2 separate regions of the Homo sapiens genome follow, and region 1 is linked to region 2. The links are chromatin loops, found by intact Hi-C in ENCODE. Cell type or tissue: lower leg skin. All regions are shown on one strand. Links, peaks and the distances in the headings refer to the core of each region. The heading gives the core; the rest is flanking DNA.

Region 1 (16,192 bases), core at 3,946-11,945, 1.0 Mb before region 2:
AAAGTCAAGGAAATATTGCTCCTACACAAGGAGAAAAAGCAACAGTTTCTAAAGAAACTAAGGAAGTCCAGACATTGGACTTATCAGAAAAAGTCTTCAGGCTGGGTGTGGTGGTTCACTCCTGTCATCCCAGCACTTTGGGAGGCAGAGGCGGGCGGATCACCTGAGGTCAGGAGTTCGAAACCAGCCTGGCCAACATGGTGAAACCCTGTCTCTACTAAAAATATTTAAAAAATTAGCCAGGCATGATGGCAGGCACCTGTAATCCCAGCTACCTGGGAGGCTGAGGCAGGAGAATCACTTGAACCTGGCAAGTGAAGCTTGCAGTGAGCCGAGATGGTTGCAGGACATCGTGAATATACTCAAACACACTGAATTGGTATAATTTCAAAGCTTAAAATAGTGAATTTTATATTATGTGATTTTTTCTCAATTAAAACAAATTTTTTAAAATTTCATTTCTAAATAAAAGTATTGGTTCTACTTGATATGAAGTCACTTTGCCTATCATGAGTCAGAGAATACAGTCTTTCATCATGATTATGATAAATCAACAACACTCCCTCCTGCCTCACTGCCTTGGCATTTACTGTCCTTTTCCCTGGACTTTCACTCTTCCTCCTTTCACAGTGGTATCCATCCTTCAAGATACAACTCCAACCAGGCACAGTGGCTCACATCTGTAATCCCAGCACTTTGGGAGGCCGAAGTGGAAGGGTCGCTTGAGGCCACGAGTTCAAGACCAGCCTGGGCAATACAGCAAGACCCCCATCTCTACAAAATTTTTTTTAAAAAGTTAGCCAGGTATGGTGGTATGCATCTGTAGTCCTAGCTACTGGAGAGGCTCAGGCAGGAGGATCACTTGAGCCCAGGAGTTCGAGGTTGCAGTGAGCTATGATCATGCCACTGCACTCCAGCCTGGGTGACAGAGCAAGACTCCAACTCTATAAAAAGAAATGTAGCTCCAGGAAGGACACAGTGGCTCATGCCTGTAATCTCAGCACTTCGGGAGGCTGAGTCAGGCGGATCATCTGAGGTTAGGAGTTCAAGATCAGCCTGGCCAACATGGTGAAACCCTACTCTACTAAAAATACCCTGTCTCTACTAAAAATACAAAAATTAGGCAGGCATGGTGGCGCATGCCTGTAGTCCCAGCTACTTGGGAGGCTGAGGCAGGAGAATCACTTGAACTCAGGAGGCAGAGGAGTAAGACTCTGTCTCAAAAAAAAAAAAATGTAGCTCCAATGTTGCATCCTCAATGAAGCCATCCACAGTCTCCCACGCTAGAGCACATTCCTTGTCCTCTGCATGGCCCTGGCACAGCTGGCCTGGTGCTTCCCTACTGGGCCCCTGGGGCTCTCATATACATTTGTCTCCCACATTAGGTGTAAGTTCCTTTGAGGGCAAAGTAAATTTCAAGTATCTCCACATCCTCCTCAAGGTTGAATGCAATGTCTGGCACTTGTGATCATCCTCAAGTTAGATAAAAGCAGTAAAGTTAATTCTTCTAAAACTTGTTGGCATTATGTGCCTCCACACAAATAACTGTGTTAAAACAAAACTCTGAATTCCTTGGAATGCAATGAAGTTACACAAAATAATTTAAGGATTAGCTATTCCTTTACTAACCAATCAATGAAGAAATCTCTTTTCCCAAGTATTAGACATTTGGATACTGGATTGCCCTTAAATCAAGTTGACAGGGACTAAAATGTTGACTTTCAGCTTTTGCGAGAACCATTTTAGCCTTTCTGGTGGGATATCAAACAATCTTCCTGACTGAGATATTTCAAGAACTTTAACCAAAAAGCACATAACTCTCAACAAGATGCAAAGGCCACGGTACTCTGTTATGGACCCACTTTCCATGATGTTTATAGTTACAACACTCCCTGATCCTTGAGAATATAAAATGCTTGGTTCTAAATGACAAGCTACTTTGTGCCCCCCTTTGAGGAGTACAAATCTAGGCAGTGGACAATCGCCATGCCTCATTTGCTGTCTTACCTCCCGCTCGAGGGTCTTCCTCCTGAGCAGCTTCCTGACACTTGGGAGCTGCTTCTTCAATAGCATCGTGGCTTCATTCATTCTTCTTACTTGAGTGATTAAGAAAGATGGAACCTGGAGAAGAAAAATAGCTTGGACTGGATGGAAAACACTTGAATTCAAACTCCCTAGCAGATTGTCTTCAGGCATGGCAACTCCTCCCAGTCACTCGGTATCCTGGAGCCAGGAATGGTGGCATTGTCCTTATAAAGTTTAGAAAAAATTATGTGGATCCCTGTTTCAAAGGGAAACTGTGTTGAAGAGCAGCCCTTCCAGAAGGTGTAAGGCTGTCACAGCCACCTGGGGTTATCTTCTCATATTTCTTCCCTATGACCAAGGGAGTTGCCCAATCATGGAGGCTTTATGTTTCCTGGGGACATGGACTTCTGAGGGGGACCTGTCATCACTATGTCACTCACCTTCCACAAAATCTTCTGGTACTTAAGCATTAGGCGGATGATGTGGGCCGCAGTGTTTGCTAACAGTAATTCTTCATAATCAGAGTGTTTGCTTCTACTGAAGAAAAGGTTTGGTGCCATCACTGTAGAAATGTTCCACAGACTCATTCGGTTTTTTGATTCATTGGCAATCACTTTATTGAAGAATGTCATGAGGGCCTAAGAAGAAACAGCATTGTGTCATACAATTGTACACTGTCAAAAGTGCCCCTGATTGCTATCATTCATTCTATTCCCATTCACTCTGCTGCCAGAGAACTGTCAGAAGTATAGAATGGTTAAACGTACCATGTTTCCCCTCTAACTGGTTAAAAGTACTGAGAAGAAATGTGAGCAGTATATTCAACTGTCTGCTTCATGAAAGTAGCCATTTTAATGGATTTTATTATATTGCAGTTTCTATAAATGTGGTTTGCATTTTCTTTTCTTTTATCCTAAAAGAGTCTGACAAATGTTAAAATTAAATATAAACTGGGAAGAGAAAATGCTGCAGTTCAATAAACACGAAAGGTTGTTTTGCTGTGAAGGAAGAAAAGTAATTCTGAAAAATACCCTTAACTTAAAGCATTGCTGTTGAAAACTATTTACAATTTCCTAGGGAAAGGAAAATTCATTTAAACAACATAAGTATCTCATTCCTCAGCCCAAATGTAAACTCAACTAAACAATAAAAAAATTGAATTTTTGGGTGCTATTTTTCTATTGCTTTTCAACTTTGAAATTGACAGCTGGCCAAAAGCAAATGTTTGTGTGCAGGTCTTCTAAGCATTAAAAAAAATAAAGAATTGAGAAAGCTTAATATAAGTTTGCTGTGCTATCAAAGTATAAATACTAAATTCACCAAGACGACTGAAATCCCCAAAAGAAGTGCTCTTTGGTTTTCCAAGTTTGAATTCCACTGTACAGTATTTGCAATGAGAAAAACAGCACTAAATAGTAATAATAGTTAACATTCATTTGAGGGTTTGCTGTGAGCCAGGCGTTACTCTTAGTACTTTATATATATTCACTCATCATTATTCCAAACCCTGTGAGGTAGGTACTATTATTATTTTACAGATGAAGAGACCGAGGTGGAGTGCGGCTGAGCAGCTTTGTTCAGCTTAAGTGGCAGAGCCAGGATCTGAACGAAGGGAACCAATTCTTCAGCTAGAGTTCTTGACCTCTAACCCACACCAGCTGCAATCCTAGCTCCAGTCACAATTTAGAATAAAAAATTAGAGAGACAGAGAGAGAGAGAGAGACAGTGCATGTGTGTAACATCCTCACCAGTCCCGTGATGTTCTGGGGGGACCTTTTGTTAGAAATGTATTGAATTATTTGATAATTGCTGCATCCTCAGTTGTATGAAAGGGTAGATGACATTTTGACTCAGATATTTGATAACAGATGAATTTTTTTTTGATAAAAGAACACTCTGTAGACAAAGCGAAAAAACAAGCTAATAAATTTTCAGTTTTTGAAAAATTATTGAATTATATTAGAAAAGGACATTTTTATGTCATAGCTGATCTCTGTCCTTGCCTCAAGGATACATCTAATATGACCGACATATATTATAATTGACATAGATATTTTCGCTGTGTAGGAGGAAGGTCCTTACCACACTGAAATGTCTGATAAGAGGCAGCACTAAGAACCATCTTTGTTTTCAGCATTATGTTTACTGGCCTCAAAATTACCATCTCTTTTCAACTCATCCTTATCTCAATTTCATTTCAAAGATTCCAAATACCTGTTGTACTTAAAACAAATTTCCTATTGTATATAGAATGATTATCCAGAGAGCAAGAGAAACTTTGATTTTTACCAACATACAGCAAAGAATGAATGTGAAATAAAGAGAGAAAAATTGGGGATGAAACTATAGAATATGATTCTATCAAATGTTCTACTATATATCAGTGGAGAAACCACTTTTCTGCTTCATTTTCCTAATATGTAAAATGACCAAATTCTATCAGATGATCTCTAAAATTCTGAAATTCTAGAACTATTTAAATTGAATTATTTTCACAAATTTAAAAACGTGAACATGCTAGAAATTTAAACCAGTGATTTCAAATTCCTCCCTGAGGACGCTCATCAGAGTTTTCTTTCCACTTCAGTACACCAGACTAATGTGAGTAGTTGAGGACCAGCAATTATAGAATCTATTTTACAAGTTACATAATGGTCTTATTGACTTATGACATTGTTCTATTTAAGCCTTCATTTTTGCCTCTTCTACTCCTAACACCTTGCCCAATGCCTGACACAGGATAGACAGTCAACATCTCTGGGATGAATGGAGTGAATGAAACTTAAATGTTTAAGAACATACCGCCCGGGCGTGGTGGCTCACACTTGTAATCCCAGCACTTTGGGAGGCTGCGGCAGGAGGATCACTTGAGCCCTGGAGTTGGAGACCAGCCTGAGCAACATGGCAAAACCCTGCCTCTGCAAAAAATGAGCTGGGTGTGGTGGCACATACCTGTAGTCCCAGCTACTTGGAAGGCTGAGATGGGAGAATCACCTGGCCCTGGGAAGTCAACGCTGCAGTGAGTTGTGATCGTGCCACTGCACTCCAGCCTGGGTGACAAAGCAAAACTCTGTCTCTCAAAAAAAAAAAAAAAACAAGATACCAAGATCTCCACTCTTTCTTGTCTTCCTCAGGAGAAGGGCAGTGGGAGCACAGAAAGGCCGTGTGTTTGCAGCATGCTCAGGTGGCTCAGTGAGCTGTCATCTCCACTTTCATTTTCCTATATGAGCCATGTCCTCTGAGCAATAAGAGCCCCAGGACAAGCTGTGAGGTGGACACGACGTACCTGAGCTGCATCTCTGTTGGCATCAGGCAGCGCCATGACCATGAGGTGTAAGGCTTGAAACTGTACTTTGACGTGAGGCCCTCCTAACAAGAAAACAGAAATAGTCATACATTTTAAATAGCCCTGATGCATCCTGACAGCATTTCTTGCTAGCATCTGGTGGCACAGGAGGGCTCCTGACAGCTTTTGGTGGTAAAGACTCAGGTTTTGTGCCCAGCAATGTAAATTTGTTCACTTGGACAGGAGCCTCTGTCCATCAACTCCCTTTTCCCATCCCATGATGCCATTGTTGAGGCAGGTGGCCAACGAGATCCTCAGAATAATTCTGGATTTGGATAGCACTTCCCTTTCAAAGTACTTTCGCAGACCTTCCCTTCCTTTAATACTATAAATAGAAGTGAAGCTCACTCAATACAAGAGAAAATAAACCTTGCTTCCATATAATGAGGCAGAAAAGTATAAGTATTAGGAACACAGATTTAGAACCAGGTTTCAAACCTGGACTACTATTTAGTCGCTGTGTGACCTGGGGCAGGTTATTTAATCCCTGTTGCATCTACTTTATTATCTGTAAAATAGGAATAGTCATTGTATCTACCTCACAGGCTGTTATGAGGATTAAATGAGTTAATACATGTAGAGTGTTTAAATCAGTACCTGTACATAGTTATCTTTCTACATATTTGCTCTTACTTTTATGATCTATGACACTTATTCTAGATCTTCCATGGACACTTAGGGAAGGTGATGACTGTAGTTGGATCTTTGGAGATTGTTGAGTATTTTCTTCCTCAGTAATGACACAAGATGGCGCCAGAGGGTTGGCATTTATACTCAGGGATTCCATCCACAGCTGGATAATCCACGACCAGCTGTGCTGAAAATTTAGAATACACCAGAGAATCTAGGCTTTCCTTTGTCCCTCTGTATTTTCTTCAAAATGGTGTCTTGGTGGGGAGTTCTTGGAGGAAAGCATTATGTTCTGGAATCTCTGGGGAGTTCTCAAGTTGAAGGAAAATCTATTTCTATTCAATGGCTGGAAGGCAGTCAGCTGCTGGTGAAGTTAACTGAGCTGTATAGCAGTGGAAACACTTGTGACAAGCTAGTAGGTTACTGGAGCTGTGCGTGCTAGAGTTCAGGAGTAGATGACAAGTGTATACAACCAAGCAATATGGGGAGAGAGGGAGGATCATATTGTTGAAGAAAAATCCATGTGTAGATTTGTGGATAACTTGTATCAAATTTATAATGACGCAGGTCCAGGATGTTACTGAAAAGAGCAAATACACATTGCTGTGAGCTTGCCTGAATAATAGAAACTTTAAGAGCAAGTCTCAGTGCAAAGCATTTAGGGGCAGACAAGACATAATGTTAGTGCATAAACTGCAGGCTGAGGACTGTCTCTAATCTTCCAACGCAATTAAAAAAAAAAAAAAACAACTCTGGGGAAGAAAAAAACAAGAGATGCAGATGTAGGCTTGGGACCACTGTGTTTCCATTAACTTCAGAGAAATTAAGAAGCTCTTTTAAGTTAAGTTTAATTTGGCAAATAATCCATTTTCATTTTACTTAGGAAACCTGGCCCAACGCTGTTTTGTGATTAATAGTTTTGTAGTTAATTCATTTAATACATCCCCGTCACAAGTATTCTCTTTCCTGAGGTCATTATTTCCCCAGAAAGTTATTAAGCATGTAATGAAAGCATCTGAGGCTTGATTGATGATGATACTAGTCCTTTAATTTTACGGTCAAGTTTGGGGCCAAGTTTGAAAAGAGAAAGTAACGACATTAGTGGAAAAGGCTCTGTGTTCTCTGAGCTCCATTTGAGGGTATTGAGAGGGACAGCTTAAACACACACACACACGCGCTTGTTCACAATCCTCCCCTTCAGAGAATCTTGTTACAACTAGAGCTTACTTAGGTGGCAAAAAGGCCATTATTTCCTGCTGGTAGCAGGCCAGAACTCTGGGTTTCCTGCAGGGTTCGCTGGTATCAAATCAACCACCTGCAATATAGTATTTTTCACTTTCAAAGTCATACGAAGGAATGTGGACTCTTTGTGAACCCTTTCAGGATATTTCTCAGAACCTCTCCCTTCAGTGAAATGTACTGGCTGTAGTCAGATAGGCAGTAATGATGATACAGCATGCAGTAAATGCTACACAGAAGATAATTGGTCTCTGAAAATTACAACGTCACACAGTGTTTCTGAAAATTACGAAGTCATACCGATTAGGTCTTTAGTGAAGTATTTGGGTAAAAGCACAAAAACTATAAAGTATGTTTTGTAACTGACAGTCAGGGAATCATTTGGCATGGTTTGAACACAAGGATTGAATATTTTGGAGGATGAAAATTAATATATTCATATACCCTTCTTAAATATGATTCTCTGAACAGATCTGGAATTAGAGGTTTGAATCCTCCTTGCATAATTCAAACTACCAAAAAACAAAAACAAATGAGTGATCCAGAGATGGAAGGTCCTAATTCTGGTATAAACTTCACCCAAATCTCTGGCTGACCCACAAACCATGCGTGTGTGGGGTAACACGGCGAAGGATTGAACAACTGAACACACAGTTGAGCTCCTGCCCAAAAGACCACTGGCAATTTGAGTCCAGTCAAGCAAACTGCCGGCTTAAAAGAGCAACAATAGTAAAAGAAACCAAACAACATTCTTTGGAGAAATACTTCAGAATCCATAGTCTCCAAAGACTATATTCATAATGTTCAGAATAAGCTTTAAATTTACTTGACATACAAAGTAACAAGGAAAGTGTAACCCATTCTCAAAGAAGACAGAGACCAACCCTGAGATAACCCAGGTGTTAGAACTGCCAACAAGGACTTTTTTTTCTTTTTTGAGACAGAGTCTTGCTCTGTCGCCCAGGCTGGAGTGCAGTGGCACGATCTCGGCTCACTATAAGCTCCACCGCCTGGGTTGACACCATTCTCCTGCCTCAGCATCCAGAGTAGTTGGGTCTACAGGTGCCCGCCACCACGCCTGGCCAATTTTTTGTATTTTTAGTAGAGACGGGGTTTCACCTTGTTAGCCAGGATAGTCTCGATCTCCTGAACTCGTGATCTGCCCACCTCAGCCTCCCAAAGTGCTGGGATTACAGGCGTGAGCCCCCACGCCTGGCCGCCAACAAGGATTTTGAAGCAGCTATTGTACCTGTGCTCAATGATGTGAAGGAAAATATGATTATAATGAATGAAAAGATAGGTCACCTCAACAGAAAAACAGAAAGTATTTTAAAAGCACCAACTGAAAATTCTAGAACTGAAAAAATACAATGTCTGAAACAAAAATGAATGAAGGAAATTAGTAGCTCTTCTCTCTTTTTCAGCAAGTTTTTCTCATTAAAAAAACCCAGTAAGCTTACAAAGAAAATAGATACTGGTCACGGACAGCATGTGAATTAAAGCTTAGAAAATGACTGCCTTGCCTACAATATTCTCTTCTTTCAAGACACAAAAGATTATTTTATGAATCTGGTTTAGTTAAAACATTCAAAGATTTAGAACCTACATAATTTTTAGGACAAATTTTGCCATACAACTTAGGATCTATTATTTTCTTTCATTGTAATTTTTATGAAATTGTAGTTCTGGCCAACCTGAGAAGGTTGTACAATGGCAGATACAGACATCACCTGTTAAGTTCACACAACATTTTAAAATTTAAATTAGTGGCTGGGCCAGGTGTGGTGGCTCACGCCTGTAATCCCAGCAATTTGGAGGGTGAGGCAGGGAGATCACTTGAGGCTAGGAGTTTGAGACCAGCCTGGCCAACATGGCGAAACCCCGTCTCTACTAAAAATACAAAAATCAGACAGGTGTGGTGGCGCACACCTGTAATCCCAGCTACTCAGGAGGCTGAGGCAGGAGAATCGCTTGAATCCCGGGGGTGGAGGTTGCTGTGAGCCAAGATCGCATCACTGAACTCCAGCCTGGGCAACAGTGCGACACTCTGTCTCAAAAAAAAAAAAAAAAATTAGTGCCTGACACTCTCAAATTGAGAGTTTTCGCATTAAAGCCTGGATTTGGCTCTCAGTCTGGCACAGCAACCATTACGGAGAACCAAGCAGTGGTCAATGTCTCTAGATGGGGTGTGTCCTCTCAGTTTGGACACAGACCTTTTTGGTCCATGTAGAATCAACATTTACTTAGCATGCTCATACATATTTAGATTTGCAATGCCTGAACTCCCCAGGTTAACAGTTAAAGCCCCCACTATGTACCCCCATTCTACTTTTCCAAACTTTTCTCTTGTTACATCCTCCACAATATTCAACCTTTATGCTCAAACCATGCCAAATGATTCCTTGTCAATTACAACACACACTTTATAATTTTTGTGCTTTTGCCCACATACTTCACTTAAAGGCCTAATCTATATGACTTTGTAACTTTCAGAAACATGATGTGACTTTGTAATTTTCAGAGACATATTATCTTCTGTGAAGTATTTATTGCATGCTGCATCATCAGACCTAGGACCTCAGATTTAAGAAAGGCAGTGATGTCGTATTTTTTGATGCATTATCACACACCAGGCTCTATTCTAAATGACTTCATTCAATATCCACGGCAACCCTGACAGGTAATTATTATCTGTAATTTACAGATGTAGTAACTGAGGCTCAGAAGGTTTGATTGCATGGCTAACAGATGGTTGCACAGGAATCCAAATCTCAAGAGCCTGGTCTTTCTGCAAACCCCTCTGCCTTTTAATGATTATAAAACCCTAAACCAGGCTTAAGTATATAAGTATGTAAGTAGGTGACTGTTTGCCATCAAACTTAATATTCCACCAAGCACTGTCAGGACACAGCAAATCTATACATGAGCACATTTGATTCAGCATCTCTCTTCTGCTCTCACTTTATTGACCTTATATCTTAGCGTATTCACATATAACGTCTTCCACCTACTTTCCATTAGACTGATGAAGGCAGGTATATATTCCACAGGGAAGAGAGAGGTGGGTAGTTCTCTGAAAAACGCTTTCAACATTACTGCAGCTTCTCTATGGCACATTTTGTCCCATTTAAATTTATCAGCATTAAACTTGGCATCAAGTTCTTCACGGTATTGCTGTAAATCAAGGAAAACAGTCAGTATTCAATGCACTTTTACCACCTGACCCCATTTTCCCCTTCGAAAACTGTTCTTATATAAACTGTTTTTGTAAACAGACTGGTAAGGTAATGTCTACCAAGAGTAATTTTTTTTCAACATGATTAAGGCAAATAGCTATGTGAGGATGAATTTTTAAAAACAATTTTCTAAAATATTTAAAAAATAATGTTGATCTTGAAATAATTTTCTAATTCTACACAAATATAGAAGTTCTCTACTCTGATCACAGTTTCATTTCTGTGGTTTTGGCAGAATACCACTATTCCCACATGATAAATACACTGTTAGATTCTGACAAAGTCTCCGTTCCCCCTCTTTTCATAATCCCTTCTGCCATCCTCTCTTCTATTTCTAAATTAGATCAAGAAGGTTTGCCTCTCAGCCAGTTCACAAACAGAATGAGAAATATCCCAATAAAGTAACTCTGACCTCGCTGCAACATGCAAACCTATGACATCTTCCTGGAGCAGTGACAGCGAAGTTTTATTCCAAGACAGACACATGCCTTCCACATGTTTGCATGCTTGCCCAATCCTTTGTAAGGTTTGGAACACTGTGCAAATACTTTTAAAAAAACCTCTAAGCCTCCGTAAGTTCTACTTGGCTAACAAATTTTACATTATGAATTCATCTGATTATCAATGCCACTCAGGCTTCATGTTTCTTTTCAAAGGCAAACTCATTTTTCACTGCTCCTTTGAACTACAAGGTTTACCTATAATGCCAGCAGTTATAGTCAGTCTCCCAGCTGACACTAACTGCTCCAGAAAAGATACTTAGAAAGGGAACTCTAAAAGCTCTGTTTCTTTAAGACCTCTGCTTTATTCTCATGAGAAGCCTAATTCTTCTGGCCTTGAGCACGCACAGCCAGAGTCAGTGTGCACATCTGACCTTTTCCTAATAAGGATTAGCTCATTAACCAGCCAGACATAATCACTCTCTTGGCTCCCAGAGCCTGAAAACTGGAGGTCCCTGGCAGCACAAGTTTCTTGCAGAGATACGCATGATTCTGATGCACCCTCTAACCTCTACTGATAAGATCAAAAGGAGATTTCCATCTTGCCCTGGAGAAGCTTTCAATCTTATAGGAATACTTTGGCTAATCAAGAAACCCTCTGGTGATAAATACACTTTACAAAACCTTAAGCATAAATATAAAGTTCTCCCTAAAATGAAAGAGATAGAGTGGGCTCTGAAAAGAGGATGCATGAGATCCATTCTTTGCCTTTCGGTGTCCTGTAATCTAGTGGGTGGGACTATTTCATGAGCTGATACGACTCATTTAGAGTGCACATGCTATAAGAAAAGTCATGTATTGGTGCTATGCAGCCAGGAAAGAGAGGAGTCAAACTCTGCTAGGGGCAAGTCTTGAGGATTACAGGGAATAGGAAATAGAAGGGGATCCTGCTCAAGCAGTGATACAAATGCCAGCAGATCCAGTGTGTCTGGGGAACTCCAGTTCATTCAGCCTTGCTGGCGCATCTAGGGCAAGGAACAAGGCTGGAGAGCAGCGAGCGCCAGTGCTAAGGGGACTAGCCTTCACGCTGTAGGCAATGAGGCAGCCTGGAACATCTCTAAGCACGGGAATGGCAAGGGTAGATTTGTCTTTTCTGACAGCCAGATGGAAAAATGATTTGGGGGAGCGTGGAGCTTGGCATAGGTCGGGTGGGTGGAAGCGAGTGACAGGCAAAGAACCCAGTTATGAAGCCACAGCACCACTTCCAGGGAGGGATAACTAAGGACTAATCTGGATAAACAGTTGTAGGATAGAAAGGAGAGGAGGCATTGAAGAAATGCCCAGGAGGGAAAATTCTCAAGAATCAGTGATGGATTGAATATGAGACTCAAAGGGAGAAATAATCATCCGAGATGATTTTCCAAGACGATTTCCATCTGATTTGTAATGGGCAGGTGGCAGTGTTGTTAACAGGAAAAACACAGGAGGAGGAGTAAGCATTTCCCATCAGTCGCCTGGTACCACTGCAGTAAAGCAAAGGGGACATTGTTTTCCAAGTGCACAGGAAGCACCAGCGAGAGGAGAAGAATTCAAATTCATTTTCCACATACCTCTGCAAAGGAATCTATCTGAATCACAAATGTGGCCGTCCTAACCTGTGAGTAGTTCCCAGTCACCTAAGGGGCAACAGGGCACCAGGGTCAAGGGCAGGTGCTACAACCAGATCCTTTAGGCTTTTATCCGAACTCAGCAACTGACTAGGTTATGGTCTGTGCTTCAAGCTTCTCAATGTACAATGGAATATTAAAACGACATTCCCAAGATCAAAACAAATAATATCATGTAGAGCTCACAGGGCAGGGCCTGCCATGCTGACAGCTCTCAATAAACACCGCACTGGCTGCTCGCCCCTCCCCCACTCTCAGGTCTATTCTAACCTGCAGTGTCATTACTATGGGAATCCCACGCGTATGCGGCGTGACTGTTTAGGGAATAATACCGCGTCATACTGTCTGGATGGCTAGTATAAAGCAACACTGAGAGAAATAATGTCTTTTTTTGGTTCTGAACAGAGCTGACATTTCTGTGGTGGCCCCAATGTGAAACCATGTCAGCCGGGTATGAGTTTACCTTGCCAAAGATGGGGAGCACTTAGAGGTTCAGAAGCCCTGTTTTTCTGACCCCTGACTAGGCAAGGATGAGAAGTCTTGTCATTAAATCTCCCTTCAGCAAAAATGCAATGTGCCTCTATTTTGGAGGTAGTTTTATACAAATGCAAATGACCAGCCTAAATAAGCCAGGTGAGGTAATTATAAAACATTTAGAACAGCCTTGGAATGATTCAAACTAGTCAAAAAAGAAAATCTCGCATGTCAAACAGTCTGCCTCTTTCCATAAAATATATTCCCCGGTGTTTGGCTCAAATTTCTGTCATTTTTGAAAAGAAAATCATTGCAAACACCAACCAAAGCATTAAATTGGTTCCAAATGAGCTGAGGCCTCAAGTCTGGGACTTGGCTCCACAGCTGCGTGTTCCCTGTTTGGCTAAAACCAGCAGCTTCCTCCCAGGGCTGCTCCCCTGTCAGCCTCCCCAAGCAATTAAAGCACAAAGCCAGGCCAGACCGTTCACAGTAATGATACACTAGCGGACCACAGGGCTGGTATCATCGACTTGGTTCAATCCGAGGATAATTATAATGGAGTTTTTAGTAGTTTAGTGGATGAATTACAAAAAAGGAGGTAGTTTAAATAAAAAGTTTGAATAAAGGAGAGGAATAAAGAACCCTTTAATGCATCACGTTTCAATGTCTTTCTAACGGCAGTGTTTCCCGGTTTCTGTTCACTTGCCCAGATTTCTTTCACATTGGCCTTCCTAGGGCTCAAACCATGAAAACATCTGGATTACATTTTCCACTAATAAGTGATGGAATAAATTAGGCTGAAACTACATAAAACTGGGTAGGGGAGAAAAAAGACTGACCTGTATGTGGTTCAGGAATGCATGTGCCTATAATAACTTTCTGAAGGAACGATTAGCCTTTGAGAAGCATTTTTCAGTGGAAGATTAGCCAAAGAAAGGTAGCTGCTGCTATGACGTTAAACTTTGTGCACATAAGAAATGCCCTGTAATTTTTTTTTTATTATACTTTAAGTTTTAGGGTACATGTGCACAATGTGCAGGTTAGTTACATATGTATACATGTGCCATGCTGGTGTGCTGCACCCACTAACTCATCATCTAGCATTAGGTATATCTCCCAATGCTATCCCTCCCCCCTCCCCCCACCCCACAACAGTCCCCAGAGTGTGATGTTCCCCTTCCTGTGTCCATGTGTTCTCATTGTTCAATTTCCATCTATGAGTGAGAACATGCGGTGTTTGGTTTTTTGTCCTTGCGATAGTTTGCTGAGAATGATGATTTCCAATTTCATCCATGTCCCTACAAAGGACATGAACTCATCATTTTTTATGGCTGCATAGTATTCCATGGTGTATATGTGCCACATTTTCTTAATCCAGTCTATCATTGTTGGACAATGCTCTGTAATGTTTTCTCCTTTCGGTGATTTAGAAACAGGACATTTAAATCATATGCATTATGCATGTTATACACCCATGCATGCATGTGTACACAGGCACATACATACACACACACACATGCACATACACACACACACACACAGAGGAACCAGTAAGAATATGTGCAAATACAGTTTCCCAATTATGGACAGAGGTTTCAAGAGATGGAATCTGTTTCTGTTTAGGAAATTTCTTTCTTTCATTTTGGTTCTCTGACTCTGCAGATATAACCAAAGATTTAACCAAAATAAGTAATGGTTTTCATCCTTACTTGTAGGATACATTTTTTTAGAAGAGTATGTAAGAACGAAACACACGAGAAACGGAGACAGAAAGCAGATGCACCCTAGAAAGCATAAACCTTAAGGAGCCGTTGGGCATTTCCCTGCCTTCCACAAGAACTTGTGCCAGCATTCAGCCAACTCCACTCTCAGGGAAGCCGTAACCCCTCAACATGCCCGGAGCCCTGATGCCCTGGTGCCCTGCTCCGACCTCGCTTCACGGAAGACCTTGCCCTCACGTGCAAAAGCCCAGGTAGCCGACTCTCCCAGCTGTGGGCCCCTTCTGGATGTGGCTCAGCCATATTTTCTGCAGGAAGCCCCAGCCCACGACGGGGTGAGGCATGGGTACCAGGGCCTTGCCCATTCTGCCCAGCACACGGCTCCTCCATGGTTAGGAATTGTCTGACCTGCACCGTGGTTAGAGCCTCACCCCAGCCAATCCTGGTTCCTGCCCCTTTCATCCTGCAGAAGCAGAACCGCCGTGACTCTCCTCCGCTCCTCACCCATCTCAGCATCTGCTTTCTGGAGGATCCAATAGACGCAGCCTATCTATTCTCAGTTTCCACTTAGAAAAACCTCTCGTCACACTTCTATATAAAAACTCTGATACTGATACAAATAGAATTTCCCAAAGCATGTACCAAAATGAATTAATGAAGAGATGCTGTTTTGCCTCTACAAATGTCTTTTTGATAAACATTACCACATTGGTTTTCCCCTGCCCCTGAGACTGTTTGCTCAGGGATCCAGCTTTTAAAACTGCTCAGGTTTTCACATCTGCAAGACAGGGAGTGATCCAACCACAGGAATGAGCTCTCCATGGTGTATGCCTACCCGCAGACACAGTGGGATGTTTTGCTGGATTTTTATGAGAAAAGCTTTTCTTTTCTAACAGTTCTTTGCTTTATTGTACTGTAGAGTTTGCCACCTCATGGAAGTAAGAAAGCAAAAGAATAAGATTCACACTGAACAGCTGGTTTTAGATGTGGATGTTAACATTACTGTAAGTGGAACTGGGTTTTGGAACTGCTGAGTGAGTATTCTAGTGGTTATAGCCATTGCTACAAATTCCTGTAAGAGCTTTCACTAAAGGGAGAGCCAAAGAATGTTTAAACCAACGAATGATGGAAATAAAGACTCATATAACATTGGCTTAGTGAATTCCACGGCTGAGAGGAGCACAACAAACTAAGGTGTTTAACCTCCAAAACAGCAGTGAGACGTTTCAACTTTTACAAACTAAAGGCAAGCAGCAGTTTTTGATGGTGAATTGATGTGCTATTTCATTTTTTCCAAACTAAAGGCAAGCAGCAGTTTTTGATGGTGAATTGATGTGCTATTTCATTGTTGTTTTTGGTTTTTTAATGTTTCCGTTTTGATTTTTAAAATTCTGGATCATGAAAAAACTCTGGAACA
Region 2 (16,192 bases), core at 4,002-12,001:
AGTAAACAAAGGGCTGTCAGTTATTCACTCCTCAGTATGAATTAAGCCAGATACATTCGTGTAAATACCTGTGCTTTAGGAACGAGGGTTAAGACTAAATAGGAGAAAACAAAGGTTGTAAGTCTGGCACCTGTGGTGCTACTCTAGGAGAGCACATTAAGAGGGGGATAAAGTGGAAGGTGATGCTTAATTTATCAAAGTCTTTCAGAGTAAAATGGCAGAGGAGTGTAGTAAATGCCACTTGAGACAGCTGCCTGACTTGCAGTTCCTTCATCCTTCTGTTCACACCTGGCCGTAGCTAATTGACCTAGGTATTGACACCAGACCTGAGCTTGGCCAGTCACATTTTCTTTCCCATATGTTTAACATGTGGAGGAAGGAGAACCAGAGAACAAGAGCCCTTGAGGTTGGGTCTCATTGTGTTAACCACAGTGCTCCAAATAGTAGGTCCCCAAAATCTTGTCACTGAGGTTCCTGAAGCTGCCCTGGCTCCTGCAAGGGTAAGCCTGATTTTGCTGTCATTGCTGTTGTTGTTAGACATAACAGATTATTCCAGTTCTCCTTCCTCTCAATTTGTTTTCTTTTGTTTTTGCTTATTAGCTAGAGTTGGCTATTGTGCTTACAATGAAAATACCTGAAACTTACAAGGAAGCACAGGAGATTCCTTATTGCCAGAGTTTAATGGGTATCTCTCTCCTCCTCACATTGCCCTTGGTATTCAATGTCAGGTGTGCAAGTGAGTGGCAGTACACTCAGCACCCAATTAACAAGAATATTTTATTTATTAATTTTTATTGGGGTAAAATACACATATATACTTTACTATTTTAACCATTTTAAGTGTGCAGTTCGCTGGTAATAAATACAATTATATTCCTTTGTTCTAGGAATTTTTGACAAATTGACACCACTTGCTCTCATAACAAAGACTAAACATTTATTGAGTATCTTCACACACACAAGAATACTCCCAAGTCACAATCAATGGTCACTCAAATAATAATTGATAAAACTCTTCTAGAACAAACCACTTTGAACTGTCCCTTCAATTTTACTATAAGAAGAGTCGACACTGCTAGCCCTTTTTTTGTTCCTGTGGCTCAATATAAGTTTAGTGCTTCTAATTGTAGGAATAGAAACTCTATGTAAATTGAATTATCATAATTAGCTTACAGATCACTGTAGTACTTATACACTTTTCTTCCCTTTGAGGGTTTTTTAAGAGAAAGTCACACAATAAGGAAAAAAACCAATAAAATTTAAATAGTATGTTTGTTGTTCATTTGCGTTAAAGACAAATGTTTGCTAAATGGAATTTTTTAGAATGTCTTTTTACTGGATAGAGTTGGCCTCCTCAGCAGCTTCATCTGAGGAAAAATTTAATCACAGCAGCATACCTTTTTCTGAAACTCTCTAAGACAACATTTACCCCAACCTAGGCCTAATTTAAAATGCAGGTACAACACACACACACACACACACACACCCCTATTCTGTCTGCTGTGGTGAGTAAAGGTGGTTAGAGCTGGAGCCAGAGAATTGTGAACAAATAATGTTTCCTTGTGTTCCATTGCCCTAGGTGATGGTTCTCAAAATACTTGAAACAGCAGCACCAGCATCACCTGGGAGTTTGTTCAAAATGCAGCTTCTCAGGCCTACCCCTAGGACTGTTGAATCAGAAATTCTGGAGGTGGGACCCAGCAATCTGTGTTCTAACAAGTTTAACAAATGCTCCAGGTGATTCTGATACATGCTCAAGATTAGGAACCATGACACTAGACTACCATGAATGCTGATCAGTCATTTTTCAAAAATGTTATCTTTTGGTTCCAAAAACTCTGACAAGGGAATATGCATGGATGAGGAGATAGGTCACTCTGAGTGGACAAAAACATCAACAACAAAAATGAATGTGTAACACCTTCTTGGGGGCATGGGAGGGCAGGGAAACAGGAGGGAGAAGCTGTCATCAGAATCACCTTAAATCCAATGCTCCTTTTGATTCCATCACAATGACTGATGGGGAAAACTCAGACTTACCTCAACTGCCAGGGTGCTAAAGGGATTTCAGAATCATGTAGTTCATCTCTGCCTTCTTGGTTCAAGGTTAAGATAGCCTCATCACAGCCCCTGTGGGTGACTTTCTTCCCACTGATCCCGTCCCCTTGAGTGCAAATATAAAGTAGAGCATACCCAGTGCATTAGTCTGCTAGGGATGCATAACAAAATACCGCAGGGTAAGTGGCTTAAACAACAGAAATTTATTATTTTTTTTCATAGTTCTGGAGGCTAGAAACCCAAGACAAAGCATCTGGCAGGTTTGTTTTCTCCTGGGCTTCTCTCCGCAGCTTGCAGGTGGCCATCTTCTCCCTGTGTCTTCATATGGTCTCACAGAGGCATGGTCTCTGTCTCTATGTCCAAATTTCCCCTTCATATAAGGACACTGGTCAGATTGGATTAGGACCCATCCTAATTACCCCACTTCAACTTAATCAGCCCTTTAAAGGCTCTATCTCCAAATGTGATCACATTCTAAAGTCCTGGGGGTTAGGACTTCAGCATGTGAATTTTGGGGAGATGCAATTCTGCCCATAACACCCAGAAAGAAATAAGTTCTGCTGGGGCAGCCTTCCATGAAGCCTCCTGCTTAGCTACCTTCTCATTGAAGACACCAAAACCTTCCCTGTCCCTGTCACTTATTTATAACAATACCTGAAAGAGTTCTTTAACTCAGGGCTTTATAAAGACAATAAAAAGATTGAAAATGATTGATCAAATTTCATGGTATGAGAATGAAATAGACTTTCCAGTTTTCATAAGTATAGTTATACTTACATGTACACACATAAAAGTGTCATGCAGTACAATTCCAGTATAAATATAACTTAATAAAAATTGGGGAAATTCTAAACTGTCAATCTAAAATGAGTGACAGAGACCAACTCTTCAAAGCAAAGAATTCATTCAGGAAGAGCAAGGGATTGCAATGAAAGATATGTGTGCTATGGCAGACCATAGGCACATCAAAGTGGAATGGGGAAAGTGAAAGCTCTTAAGAAAAAAAGGAGTCCGCAGAAGCTGTTTTGAAACAAACCATTGGTTACAGGGCCTTGTTGCAGGAGCTGGCATTAGCTCATGGGTGGAGGCAGCTGTTGTGAGGAAAGTTTCTTTGTGCAACCGGCTTATCTGGAATGCTGCAGCTTTGAGGAATTCCTTGCACAACTGCCATCATAGGCAGGCGTGCAGGAGGTCCCTCTTTCATGGCCTCCTGGCTTCATGTATTAAGATTTGACATTGGTGACTCCACTTTGATACTGATAATTTTCCCAAAACTATTTGTGGCTAAGTAAATTGTTTCTCTCTGAATTCTTTTTTCATCATCCAGGTGTAGTGTCCAGAGCTCTCATCACCTTTTCTGTGCCTTTCTGCACCCTGCAGGAGGGTCTCCACTACCAATGGCAAAAAGGACTTTGCCTTTGGTCTTATAATTGCTTCAAGCATGTAATGCAAATCCCCACATTCATTCACTGCTAAAAATTTTGCTTCTTCCAGGGAACTCTGCTTCTTCCAGTAGACAGCATGCAAAATGCCTGCTGTCAGTTGCTTATTACCCAGGAAGTGGGCCTCTCTGTCTGGGTGTAAATCAACTGCTTTCTCTATCTTTGTTGTGCTGTAGGGGTGGGAGGGTGATATAGTCCACAGCTTTTGGTTGGTGGAGTGACTATCTTCATCTTGGTAACCCATTGAAAACAGAGCCTGAGACATGGATTTGCGTGGAGATTGTTCATTACCTTCTTCTACAACTGCCTTCCTCTACAACTGCCTTCCTGGCCAAGAGTTGAGAGCTGATAGTGTGAATGTCCTAACCTGCTGGTTTGGATCAAATAACCTCAACTAGCTAAAGGCTAGACTCCTTACCTGCTCGAAAAGCACATAGTGCAAAACTGAAGCCCACACTTCGCTGAAAGATCAGGGCCTCTGAATTGGCCTGGAGATCTTTAAATGTTAACTTAATTTTAATCAACATATTTTCATTGGCATAGGTCCTTGAGTTCTCCAAGTATTATAATGGTATGTGAGTTTTGAGGAGCCACTTTTAACCCCTTTGACCTCACACACATATATTACAGCTGGGGTGAATGGCATGTGGGTGCAGCACAGAACCCCTGAGAAGGTAAAGAGCACCTGTTTAGCAATTTCAGTTCTCCTGCATGCTGTGTCCCATGGGAGTTAAGAACCTAAACCAATATGTACTGAAAATAAAGTTTTAAATCATATGCACCAGAACTTCTGAAAACCAAAGCAAATACTGCCTAAATAGACTAATACTGAAAAAAAAAAAAAAAAACAGATGTGAGCACATAGTGTATGGACAGAATGGAAAACCTAGATTTGGAGATAATTCCAGGTACAAGGAAGCAGAGAGATGAACCCACAGGAAGAGTTGAAAAAGCCTGCAGTTTTCAAAGGGAAGTTCTTATTTTCTGTAACTATTTCTATAGCTGCTGCTTTTCTGCTGTTGTGATTATTTATAGACAGTCAAAAGAGTCTCTCTTTTTCATGTGTACGTTCCAATTAAAATCTGGCAGCAATTCATCAGACCTGTGAAGGCAATGCTGTAACTGTGTCAGCATCACAGATAACTTGTGCAACCTGGTGCCAGCTCCTCAAATTCAGTTTCTTTCTCAGTAAAAAATAAATATTTGGAGCCCTTTATTGATAAGGTAAGCAGTGAAAGGGCTTGGCCATGGGACAAAATATTTTGACAAAGTCTTCATGGTGGTTTTCATCGTCGGTCTCTCCATGTGTGTCCAGTTCCAGAAACAAAAGTTCTACCCCAATGTTGTGCTCCCGCTTTGAGCAAAAATATTATTTCTGTGGAATATAAATTTTCTTTCAGCTTCTCACAGTTCAATGATTCCTGGCAACATCAAAGAACTGAGACAACAAAATGAGATGCTTTCTGAACACAAAGAAGCCGGGTCCTTCAGTTTCTTTCAAGAAATAATGGTGTCAGCAACACCTCTCAGCTGAGATTATCATCATCACAAATGGCCCTAACCAACTGGAGAAATGCCGAGTGGTTATAGCATGGGCAGACATGATATTTTCAAGCCAGAACACATCTAGCATTTGAAGATATTAAGATTTCCTGTTATTTTGTAATGATTACTGCATCTTACATACTTGGGAGAGAAGAACAATGAAATATAAGAAAAACCTGAAAATGAATAATTGTTGGGAAGAATGATTTGTTTAAATAATAAAGAGCATCCGTGGGGAATGCTGTTCCACAAATATTACCCCAAAACTGTGTGACTTGAGGAATGGCACAGGAGATGGATTTTTCTTTTGTGTGTGAACAAAAGCGAGATAAATCCCAACAAATTGCACAATGCCTCTTCCATTCTCATCCACGTATGTAACCTCGTTTCCTTCTCTTTGGAACTGACCACCATGACCATGTCCTGGCCTCATGGAGCCAGATACAAGTCAGTAAATGTAACTTTGGGAAACAAAACAAGAAAAGCTGACTGCTTCCTAAGGCTCATGCGTGTCCACATTCAGTGATGAGGGATGGACTTCCTGTTCCTCAGCAGAGAAGTATGGAGTCCACCCACAAGTTGGTATGTGAACTTATTATTCAAGCCAAGTAAGTTAATCCACGTGGGGATATAAATTTATTCAAGCAGATTTGAGTCAGTGTTGATCTGAAAAGGTAGGTGTTGATACCAAGTACCAGAGTTCCCACCTAAAATAAATCCACACTTATCACAGATCAGCGGTTCTCAATGAGGGGTGATTTTTTGGTCCCCCAGGGAACACTTGGCAATGTCTGGAGACATTTTTGGTTGTCACAGCTGGTGAGTGTGTGTGCAAGTGTGCATGCGTGCACTTGCTCATGCTTCTGGTATCTAATTGGTAGAGGCCAGGGGTGTTGTTAAATACCCCATAATACACAGGACAGCCCTCTCCCCTCCACCCAACAAAGAATTATTTGGCCCAAAATGTCAACTGGTGTTCAGGATAAGAAATGCTGTGATATGTTAAAGATAGCCGCAAATGTTTTTCAGCTTCTTTCATCAGGAATGGAATTTATTCCTGCCTGTGACTTGCCCTGACTACTAGAATGCAGTGGGTGTCATGTTCAAATGCCAGAGCTGAAATCTCAAGGGGCCTTTTAGCTTCTGCTTTTGCCCCTTGGGGATGCTGCCCTGAGACCATCATACCAGAAAGAAGCCCAAGATGAAAGTCCAGGAGATTAAAAGACCCATTTGTCCCACATACACCTACAAGGTCAGCCGACTGAACCCCCAGCCAACCCACAGCATAGTGAGAAATAATACATGACTGTCTTAAGCCAACAAAATGTGGGTCATCATGCTATACAGCAATAGATAACTGAAACAGTTCTAATAAAAGATAACTTGAGTGTGGATAGAGCTTAATTTCCCCAGTGTTTCCTAAGCAATGGGTCATCAGATATTTCTAATAGGCCCAATGGAAGTGGCCCCAAGAATGCAGCATGTAAAGCAATTGCTCCTTTTCCTCCATTGACACAACCAATCACATTGTGTGGGAATTTCTGGGAAAATCTCTCTTCACTAGTGAAAATATTCTAACTACCACTGGGTCTTGCTTTCACTTCTTCCTCTTTGTCTTGAGTCAGCAGTGACTGGGATGTCTTTAGGGGAAGAGAAGAGGATAGAAAAGCATCACAGTGAAGAATGGAAATCCCTGGTAAGTCATTTTGTGGTTGTATCCTTCTTGCATTCCACATTCAGTCCTTGGGAGAACCCCAAAGAGATTGTGATTCCACCCAAAAGCACTAGAAGATGGTCCTTTGCAGTCGCTCACACCCCTGTGAGCTGTAAACTCAGCAAGATGCCAAGGACCCGCTCGAATGTGGCCTGAAGGACATTGGGAGTGAAGAGGAGCACAGGTATCTTCTGCACTCTTGTCGGGCAGAGGATTCCCAGCCCTGCAGGGGCTGACAAAGCTCTCTCCTCTCCTCTCTGCCTCCTGAGAAGCTCTAGTTCTCTACTCCGGCCCACAATTGTGCAGCGTAAGAAATCAGGTGCAGAGCTTCCTCCACCCCAACGTCCTGTCCCACAAGAGCAGAACCTTTTTGAAAGCTGGCTGAGGGGAATCTGGGGCTGAGGTGCTTCATCATCAACAATGAGCGTCCTCCGGGATGGGGCTGACTGCAGTGTGGAATAAGGAGGCCTCTGTGTTGTGAGGCAATCGTTTTGCAAAACAGCTGAGTGAACCACGATTGACTGTAGCCTCAAGCGCCTCTGCTCCAGCCCTGCTCTGTGCTTCAGGGGTGGGTGGAGGAGGCAGGGCAGTCAGTGTCTTTCCCAGGTGAGTCTACCGAGTGGGGAAGGAGGCTCACTGATGTGAGTACGGAGCAGGAGGCACATGGAGAGTCGCCGGCAGTTGAACCAGATCTTTGAGGGAATGAAAGAGACCAGCATGGCCCCTGCCAATTACGCATGGCACCTGCGGTCAGGTCGCTTTCAGTTCCCTCATGCGTCAGGGATTCTCAACCCTGGCTACACATTAGAATAGTCTGGGATTTTTTTTTTTTTCTCTAGACCCATCTCTAGAGAATCTGATAAAAATGATCTGAGCTGAGATCCTGGCTTCAGTAGCTCCTAATGTGCACATATTTGTTTGTTACTTTGTTTGGGGGTGGAAAACAACTATTCTTTCATTCTGTGTTCTGGATTAAGGCTCTTGCCTTCTTCAGACCTTGGACAGCTCACAGAGGGTTACACCCTCGGCCTTAGTGCCAGGAAAAACTCACAAGAGTCCTACTGCGCCCTCTTGTGTCAGCCATGATACCGTACAGTTCCTAAGGAAAACGTTTTATTACACAAGTTACCGCCAGAGAAGAAAAACATACAAAAAAGAAAAAAATATACAAGTAACCTGTAATCCTCACTGTTAGACAACATATGTATATCTTTGCAGAATTTTTGATAAATTTTGTTCTTTCCAAAAATAGAAGGTTGTGTACGCTGTCTTGTTAACATTTTACTTAATAACCATGAATATGTTTTCGTGTAAATGAATTTAAATTCTGTATTATTTTAATTGCTTGTGCAACTGAATAGTATTTCACATGCAATGGTAGCAAAAATATTTAACATTTATTGGGCACTTACTACATGCCAGGAACTGTAGTTAGTACTTGGCATAGATAATCTCATTGTATATGCACAGCATCCATATGAAGTAGGTATTAAAATTATTCCCATTTTATAGATAAGGACATCGATGTTAATTTCCCTAAGTGGCATAACCAGAATGCAACATAAGCATTTTACTCTATATTACCAGGTACATTCAATCTATCCCTTACTGTCGTCGTATTGTTGCTTCCTTTGGAAATTGTCTTCTTTTCTTTCTCTCTCTCTCTCTCTCTCTCTCTCACACACACACACACACACACACACACACACACACGCCATAGGACTGTTTCCTTATTCCTTATGCTAGACTCTTGGATGGATTCATGGATTAAAGGTATGAATTTTAATGGTTTTACATCTCTTACCAAAATTTCTTCTAAAAATGACACATTATACTCTCAGCAGAAGGCTAATGGAATGTATGTTGTGTATTCTTGTGTTTTAAAAAGTATCAGCTTTAATTTCTAACATAGTATGGGATATACTAGTATATACTAAATTGGAATACACTATTTTACATACACGTAAACAAATGCGTTTTAGGGTCTAAGTAATTTTTAAGAGTGTAAAAGATTTCTGATGCCAAAAGCTTAGAGCACTGCTGCCCTAGGAAGAGAAGCCAGAGTCCATTTGTATGCCCGCCACCTGCGCATCAACACCCTCTTCTCCTACTCCTCTCTTTTTGGTCCATAGACTCACCTTGGCTGTAGGAGCCACTCTTTCCTGTCAAAAAGGCCTTTTTAATTATTTGCATTTTTATGTCCATCCCTCACTTGTGTCAATAGGTGTAGCAACCATGCAGCCCTACATTTTCAGACACAGTTTTGTTCTTCTATTACTCTCTCTTAGCCTTCCAAGAATGCTGAGATAGGATCAGCCTGTGTCCGAGGAGGAGCAACATGGTGCTGTGGAAAGAGAATTGGGTGTGAACAGCACTTCTATTAGTGACCAGTTTGGAAACTATGGGTAGGTTACTTAATCACTTTACTCTAGGTTTCCTTATCCATAAAAATGAGAACATTATCTACATTTTTAGGATAGAGAAAATTAAATGAATTAGATATTTAGTGCCAAGCTAGGCAGAGAACAGGAATTGGACAATGTCTAGTATTTCCCTGAGTCTGTATTCATCCCTTTATTTTCAACTTTTTAAAATGCCTTTGTGTTTTACATATGGCTCTTGTAAATATCATATAGCTGGATTTTTAAAACATCCAACCTGACAATCTCAGTATAACTGGAGAGTTTTATTCATTAACTTGCTTTTCTTTTTCATTTTATCACCTACTCATGTATGCTTCTTCAATGTATTGTTTAGTCTTGGTTTTTTGAATTTACAAAATTGCCATCACACTAAATTGACTCCTCTGTGAATTTGCTTCTTGCACTCTCCATTATGTTTTGAGATCATGCATATTATTGTGTGAAGCCATAGTTTATTCAATTTCTTCAGTGTGTAGCTCATTCTGTGACTATATCAAAATGTATCTCTCTGTTGTGTTGAGTTAGATATCTGGATTACCTCTGGTAGCATTATATATATATACACACACACATATATACACACATGTGTGTATAGATACACATACACACATACACACGTGTGTGTATATATATATATACTCATGTATATATACACACACATACACACACACACACACACACACACACATATATATATTCATTCATTCATGCTGGTATGATAAATACCCCCATGAGAATGTCTCCCAGTGCATATGTGCAGGATTTTCTAGAAGTGAAATTGCAGACCCCAGGGTAGACATATGTTCTATTTACCAGGCAATGCTACACTGTTTTTTTTTTTCTTTTTTACCTCTGTGACATACAATGATTTTGTGTAACAATTATAATTATTAATGATAACACACACTAAATCATATCAGAATTATAGGAGTTTCCCATTATTTTGGAACACATATCAGTAACATATTTATACAAATCAGCTCAAAGAAAGCCAAACAGCATTTCATATTTGACAATGCTTCCTGTGTGATCTTTATACCAAATAAGCCAAATTTCACCCTTTGCATTAGTGTACTATTAATGTCAACCCGAATTCTTAATAACATCTTATAGACAAATCTATCCAATCTTAATCAGTTTGAGCATAAGGTAAGATTCTCATAAACCTTTTATAACCGGTTACAATTTTCATTAAAGAGCAGATCAGTGTTCTAAGAAAACCCCTTTATTTATTTATTATTATTATTTTATTATTTATTGTGATATATATTTTAATATTATATACCATATAATATGACATATTGTATTATATTAATATGATATATTATATCTTATTATTTTATCATTTTATTGTTTATTATTAATTAATAATTAATTTTATTTATCTTATTTTATATTTGCTTTTATTTTAATATTCAATTTACAGAAAAAGTGAGTAATACCCCTTTAACTTTAGCAAATATGTTCACACACAGAATCTCTTTTACAATTAATTCTTTATAAACCTTCCACAACTTGTTCAAACGTTTAGATATTTTCTATCTCACTTAAAACAATCCTTTAACTCTCTAAACTTAAGCAGGAAATGCACATTCCCTTGGCTTCTTATAGTCTTTTACTAAAAGTATATTCTGCTTTCCTTACATGCCTTGTGTGTAGAACTGTTTCTCTAGTAGTCTCAGATACATGTTACAATGTTAACTCTTAGCAACGTTTACTTTTGGTGAAAAATCTGGTTAGTAAGCAATTGTGTGAAGCCTAGGACAGCAGACAAAAGTGCAGATAAGGCCTGACTCTTTCCAACATGCTAGGGGGTATGGCTAACTCCACATGTCCCCAGGCCTTATCTAGAATCTAATACTCCAAAGTAGGTAAACTGAACAATTTTTAAAACTTAAAGAAGCAGTTTATGACCTTAAAGCATTTAGGACACCTAATATCTGACCTGCCTAATTTAGACCAAATATCTAAATTTTGAAGACATTTTAATTTTACCAATAACCTTTAAAACTGTCTTTATTTCCCAAAGCTTACTAAAGTCAGATGAACCAAAAGACACTGTAGCTTTTCTTTGTCTGACAAAATATGTGATTTAAGCTCTTATTACTTTTAAACCAATTAATCAAAACTCTTTCACATATAAACAGCACACACACAACACATACAAATAGACAGACAGAAGAGGATACAGTAGTTGTATAATTTTTCATTCACCAGTTTCTTTCTTTTTGTTTTAATTAATTCTAGGGTACATGTGCATAACGTGCAGATTTGTTACATAGGTATACATGTGCCATATTGGTTTGCTGCACCCATCAACTCGTCATTTACATTAGATATTTCTCCTAATGCTATCCCTCCCCCAGCTCCCCACCCCCCAACAGGCCCCAAGTGTGATGTTCCACACCCTGTGTCCAAGTGTTCTCCTTGTTCAGTTCCCACCTATGAGTGAAAACATCCAGTGTTTGGTTTTTGTCCTTGTGACAGTTTGCCGAGAATGATGGTTTCCAGCTTTATCCATGTTCCGCGAAGTACGTGAACTCATCCTTTTTTTTATGGCTGCATAGTATACCATGGTGTATATGTGCCATATTTTCTTAATCCAGTCTATCTTTGACGGACATTTGGGTTGGTTCCAAGTCTTTGCTATTGTGAATAGTCCTACAATAAACATACGTGTGCGTGTGTCTTTATAGTGGCATGATTTATAATCCTTTGGGTTTATACTCAGTAATAGGATCACTGGGTCAAATGGTATTTCTAGTTCTAGATTCTTGAGGAATCGCCACTGTCTTCCACAATGGTTGAACTAATTTACACTCCCACCAACCGTGTAAAAGTGTTCCTATTTCTCCACATCCTCTCCAGCATCTGTTGTTTCCTGACTTTTTAATGATCACCATTCTAACTGGAGTGAGATGGTATCTCATTGTGGTTTTGATTTGCATTTCTCTGATGACCAGTGATGATGAACTTTTTCATGTGTCTGTTGACTGCATAAATATCTTCTTTTGAGAAGTGTCTGTTCATATTCTTTGCCCACATTTTGATGGGGTTGTTTGTTTTTTACTTGTAAATTTGTTTAAGTTCTTTGTAGATTCTGGATATTAGCCCTTTGTCAGGTGGGTAGACTGCAAAAATTTTCTCACATTCTGCAGGTTGCCTGTTCACTCTGATGGTGGTTTCTTTTGCTGTGCAGAAGCTCTTTAGTTTAATTAGATCCCATTTGTCTATTTGGCTTTTGTTGCCATTGCTTTTGGTATTTTAGTCATGAAATATTTGCCCATGCCTATGTCCTGAATGGTATTGCCTAGGTTTTCTTCTAGGGTTTTTATGGTTTTAGATCTTACATTTAGGTCTTTAATCCATCTTGAGTTAATTTTTGCATAAGGTGTAAGGAAGGGATCCAGTTTCAGCTTTCTACATATGGCTAGCCAGTTTTCCCAGCACCATTTATTAAATAGGGAATCCTTTCCCCATTTCTTGTTTTGGTCAGGTTTGTCAAAGATCGGATGGTTGTAGATGTGTGGTGTCATTTCTGAGGGCTCTGTTCTGTTCTATTGGTCTGTATATCTGTTTTGGTAGCAGTACCATGCTGTTTTGGTTACTGTAGCCTTGTAGTACAGTTTGAAGTCAGGTAGTGTGATATCTCCAGCTTTGTTCTTTTTGCTTAGAATTGTCTTGGCTATGTGGGCTCTTTTTTGGTTCTATATGAACTTTAAAGTAGTTTTTTCCAATTCTGAAGAAAGTCATTGGTAGCTTGATGGGGATAGCATTGAATCTATAAATTATCTTGGGCAGTATGGCCATTTTCACGATATTGATTCTTCCTATCCAGGAGTGTGGAACATTTTTCCATTTGTTTATGTCCTCTTTTATTTCATTGAGCAGTGGTTTATAGTTCTCCTTGAAGAGATCCTTCACATCCCTGTAAGTTGGATTCCTAGGTATTTTATTCTCTTTGTAGCAATTGTGAATGGGAGTTCACTCATGATTGGGTTCTCTTTTTGTCTGTTATTGGTGTGTAGGAATGCTTGTGATTTTTGCACATTGATTTTGTATCCTGAGACATTGCTGAAGTTGCTTATCAGCTTAAGGAGATTTTGGGCTGAGATAATGGGGTTTTCTAAATATACAATCATGTCATCTGCAAACAGGGACAATTTGACTTCCTCTTTTCCTAAGTGAATACTCTTTATTTCTTTCTCTTGCCTGATAGCCCTGGCCAGAACTTACAACACTATGTTGAATAGGAGTGGTGAGAGAGGGCATCCCTGTCTTGTGCTGGTTTTCAAAGGGAATGCTTCCAGTTTTTGCCCATTCAGTTATGATATTGGCTGTGGGTTTGCCATAAATAGCTCTTATTATTTTGAGATACGTTCCATCAATACCTAGTTTATTGAGAGTTTTTAGCATGAAGGGCTGTTGAATTTTGTTGAAGGTCTTTTCTGCATCTACTGAGATAATCATGGTTTTTGTCATTGGTTCTGTTTATGTGATGGATTATGTTTATTGATTTCCATATATTGAACCAGCCTTGCATCCCAGGGATGAAGCCAACTTCATTGTGGTGGATAAGCTTTTTGATGTGCTGTTGGATTTGGTTTGCCAGTTTCTTAACTGAATTACTAGCTTCAGGGCAGAGCCCTTGGATGAACAGGGCCAGGAAAGCATGCATTTCCTATGGCCTAATAAGCAGGCACAGCCAAAGCCAGTCAATTGGTGTTGCATGCAGATGATTTTCCTTTGGGTCAGAGGTATCTTAAATATAATCCCCTCATGGTTTGCCAGAAAAATGTTACTGGAAAGGGGTCCTGATCCAGACCCCAAAAGAGGGTTCTTGGATCTCACACAAGAAAGAATTCGATGCTGAGCATGGTGGCTCACACCTGTAATCCCAGCACTTTGGAAGGCTGAGGCAGGTGGATCATGAGGTCAGGAGTTTGAGACCAGCCTGGCCAAGAGACCAGCCTGGCCAATATGGTGAAACCCTGTCTCTACTAAGGCATGGTGGCTGGTGCCTATAATCCCAGCTACTCGGAAGGCTGAGGTGGGAGAATTGCTTGAACCCAGGAGGCAGAGGTTGCAGTGAGCTGAGATTGCGCCATTCTACTCCAGCATGGACAACAGACTGAGACTGCTACTCAAAAAAAAAAAAAAAGAAAAGAAAAGAAAGAATTCGAGGCAAATCAATACAGTAAAGTGAAAGCAAGTTTATTAAGAAAGTAAATGAATAAACAATGGCCACTCCATAAGGCAGAGCAGCCTGCATTGTTTTCCAAAGTGATTATACAAATGTACACTCCTATTATAAACTGATGAAAGTTCCTTTTGCTCCATATCCTCACCAATACTTGATATCTGGGTTTTAATTATCTTTGTCAGTCTGAAGGATGAGAAATAAAATAATATTGTGGTAAGAATTCTAATTTCTCAGATTAATAATAAAGTTGAGTGTCTTGTTATTTGCCTATAATCTTTTGTATTTCTTTTTCTGTGAAATGCATTTTCATGTTCTTCGTCCATCCTTTTAGGTAGGAGTTAAGCATTCTGGATAACATTTTCTCATCTATTATGTGTGTGGCAAATTTCTTTTTAGAGTCTGTGATTGGTATTTTCACTCCCTTTTTGACATCTTTTTATAACCATGAGTTCATAGTATCAAAATAGTCAAGCTTTTCTTTGCAGTTTGTGTCTTGTATAAGAAATTCTTCCCTATTTCAAGACATAAAAAGTCATTAAAATATTTTTCCATATTATCTTCTCAAAATTGCATAGTTTTGATTTGTACGTGTTACTCTTAATCTATGTGGAAATTGTTTTGTGTTTGGTGAAAGTAGGAATCCAATTTCTTCTTTTGTCTATGTAGATAACCAGTTTTCTTAACACTATTTTTAAAAAATTTTAAATTTTGTGAGTATTAATAATACCTACGAGGTATTAACATTTATGAGGTACATGAGCTATTTTGATGAGGGCATACAGTGCATAATAATCACATCATGGAGAATGGGGGTTATCCATTCCCTCAGGCACTTATCCCTTGTGTTACAAACAATCCAGTTGTACACTTTTAGTTATTTAAAAATGTACAATTAAATTATTTTGACTATAGTCAACCTGTTGTGCTATCAAACACTAGGTCTTGCTGTTTTTTTTCTAATTATTTTTTGTAGCATTAACCATCCTCACCTCCCCCTGGTCTCCCACTACCCTTCCCAGCCTCTGGTAACTATCCTTCTACTGTCTCTCTCCATGAGTTCTATTATTTTAATTTTTAGATCCCACAAATAAGTGAGAACATTCAATATTTATCTTTCTGTTCCTGGCTTATTTCACTTAACAATAATGACCTCCAGTTTCATTCATGTTGTTGCAAAGGACAGGATCTCGTTATTTTTTATGTCTGAATAGTACTCCATTGTGTGTATGTACCACATTTTCTTTATCCATTCATCTGATGATGCACACTTAGGTTGCTTTCAAATCTTGGCTGCTGTGAACAGAGCTGTAACAAATATGAGAGTGTGAATACCTCTTTGATATATTGATTTCCTTTCTTTTGGGTATATATCCAGCAGAAGGATTGCTGGATCACATTGTAGCTCTATGTTTAGTTTTTTGAGGAACCTCCAAACTGTTCTCCATAGTGGTGATACTAATTTACATTTCCACCAACAGTGTACAAGGGCTCCCTTTTCTCCACATCTTGCCAGCATTTGTTATTGCCTGTTTTTTGGATGTAAGCCATCTTAACCATGGTGAGATGATATCTCATTGCTGTTTTGATTTTACATTTCTCTGATGATCCATTAGTGATGTTGAGCACTTTTTCATATGCCTGTTTGCCATTTGTTTGTATTATTTTGAGAAATGCCTATTCAAAGCTTTTGCCCATTTTTAAATTGGATTATTAGATTCTTTTCCTATAGAGTTGCTTGAGCTCCTTACATATTCTGGTTATTAATCCCTTGTCAGATGAGTAGTTTGCAAATATTTTATCCCATCTG

What was found. Peaks named below come from ENCODE experiments on the same cell type or tissue, not always from the same donor. Only the 100,000 strongest peaks of a DNase experiment are listed, where the experiment ranks them.
Region 1: it touches region 2 in a loop (19-fold over the local background); 65 of 110 quality-filtered maps call a loop at or near these places.

The regions. Positions count from the first base shown.
Region 1 is chr18:6,876,359-6,892,550 of GRCh38, reverse strand. It overlaps ARHGAP28 (Rho GTPase activating protein 28), which reads right to left. Exons shown (of 18, transcript NM_001366230.1): 11 at 10,252-10,414; 12 at 5,312-5,394; 13 at 2,466-2,663; 14 at 2,008-2,121. Among named protein-coding and RNA genes, the nearest start is that of LINC00668, 45 kb to the left of the region's middle. In lower leg skin, for the core only: no CTCF peak of the experiment used is centred there; no DNase peak of the experiment used is centred there.
Region 2 is chr18:5,860,024-5,876,215 of GRCh38, reverse strand. The region is part of intron 4 of MIR3976HG (MIR3976 host gene); the gene reads right to left. Among named protein-coding and RNA genes, the nearest start is that of TMEM200C, 27 kb to the left of the region's middle. RefSeq lists a silencer at 7,722-7,771. In lower leg skin, for the core only: no CTCF peak of the experiment used is centred there; a DNase peak (open chromatin) is centred at 7,810.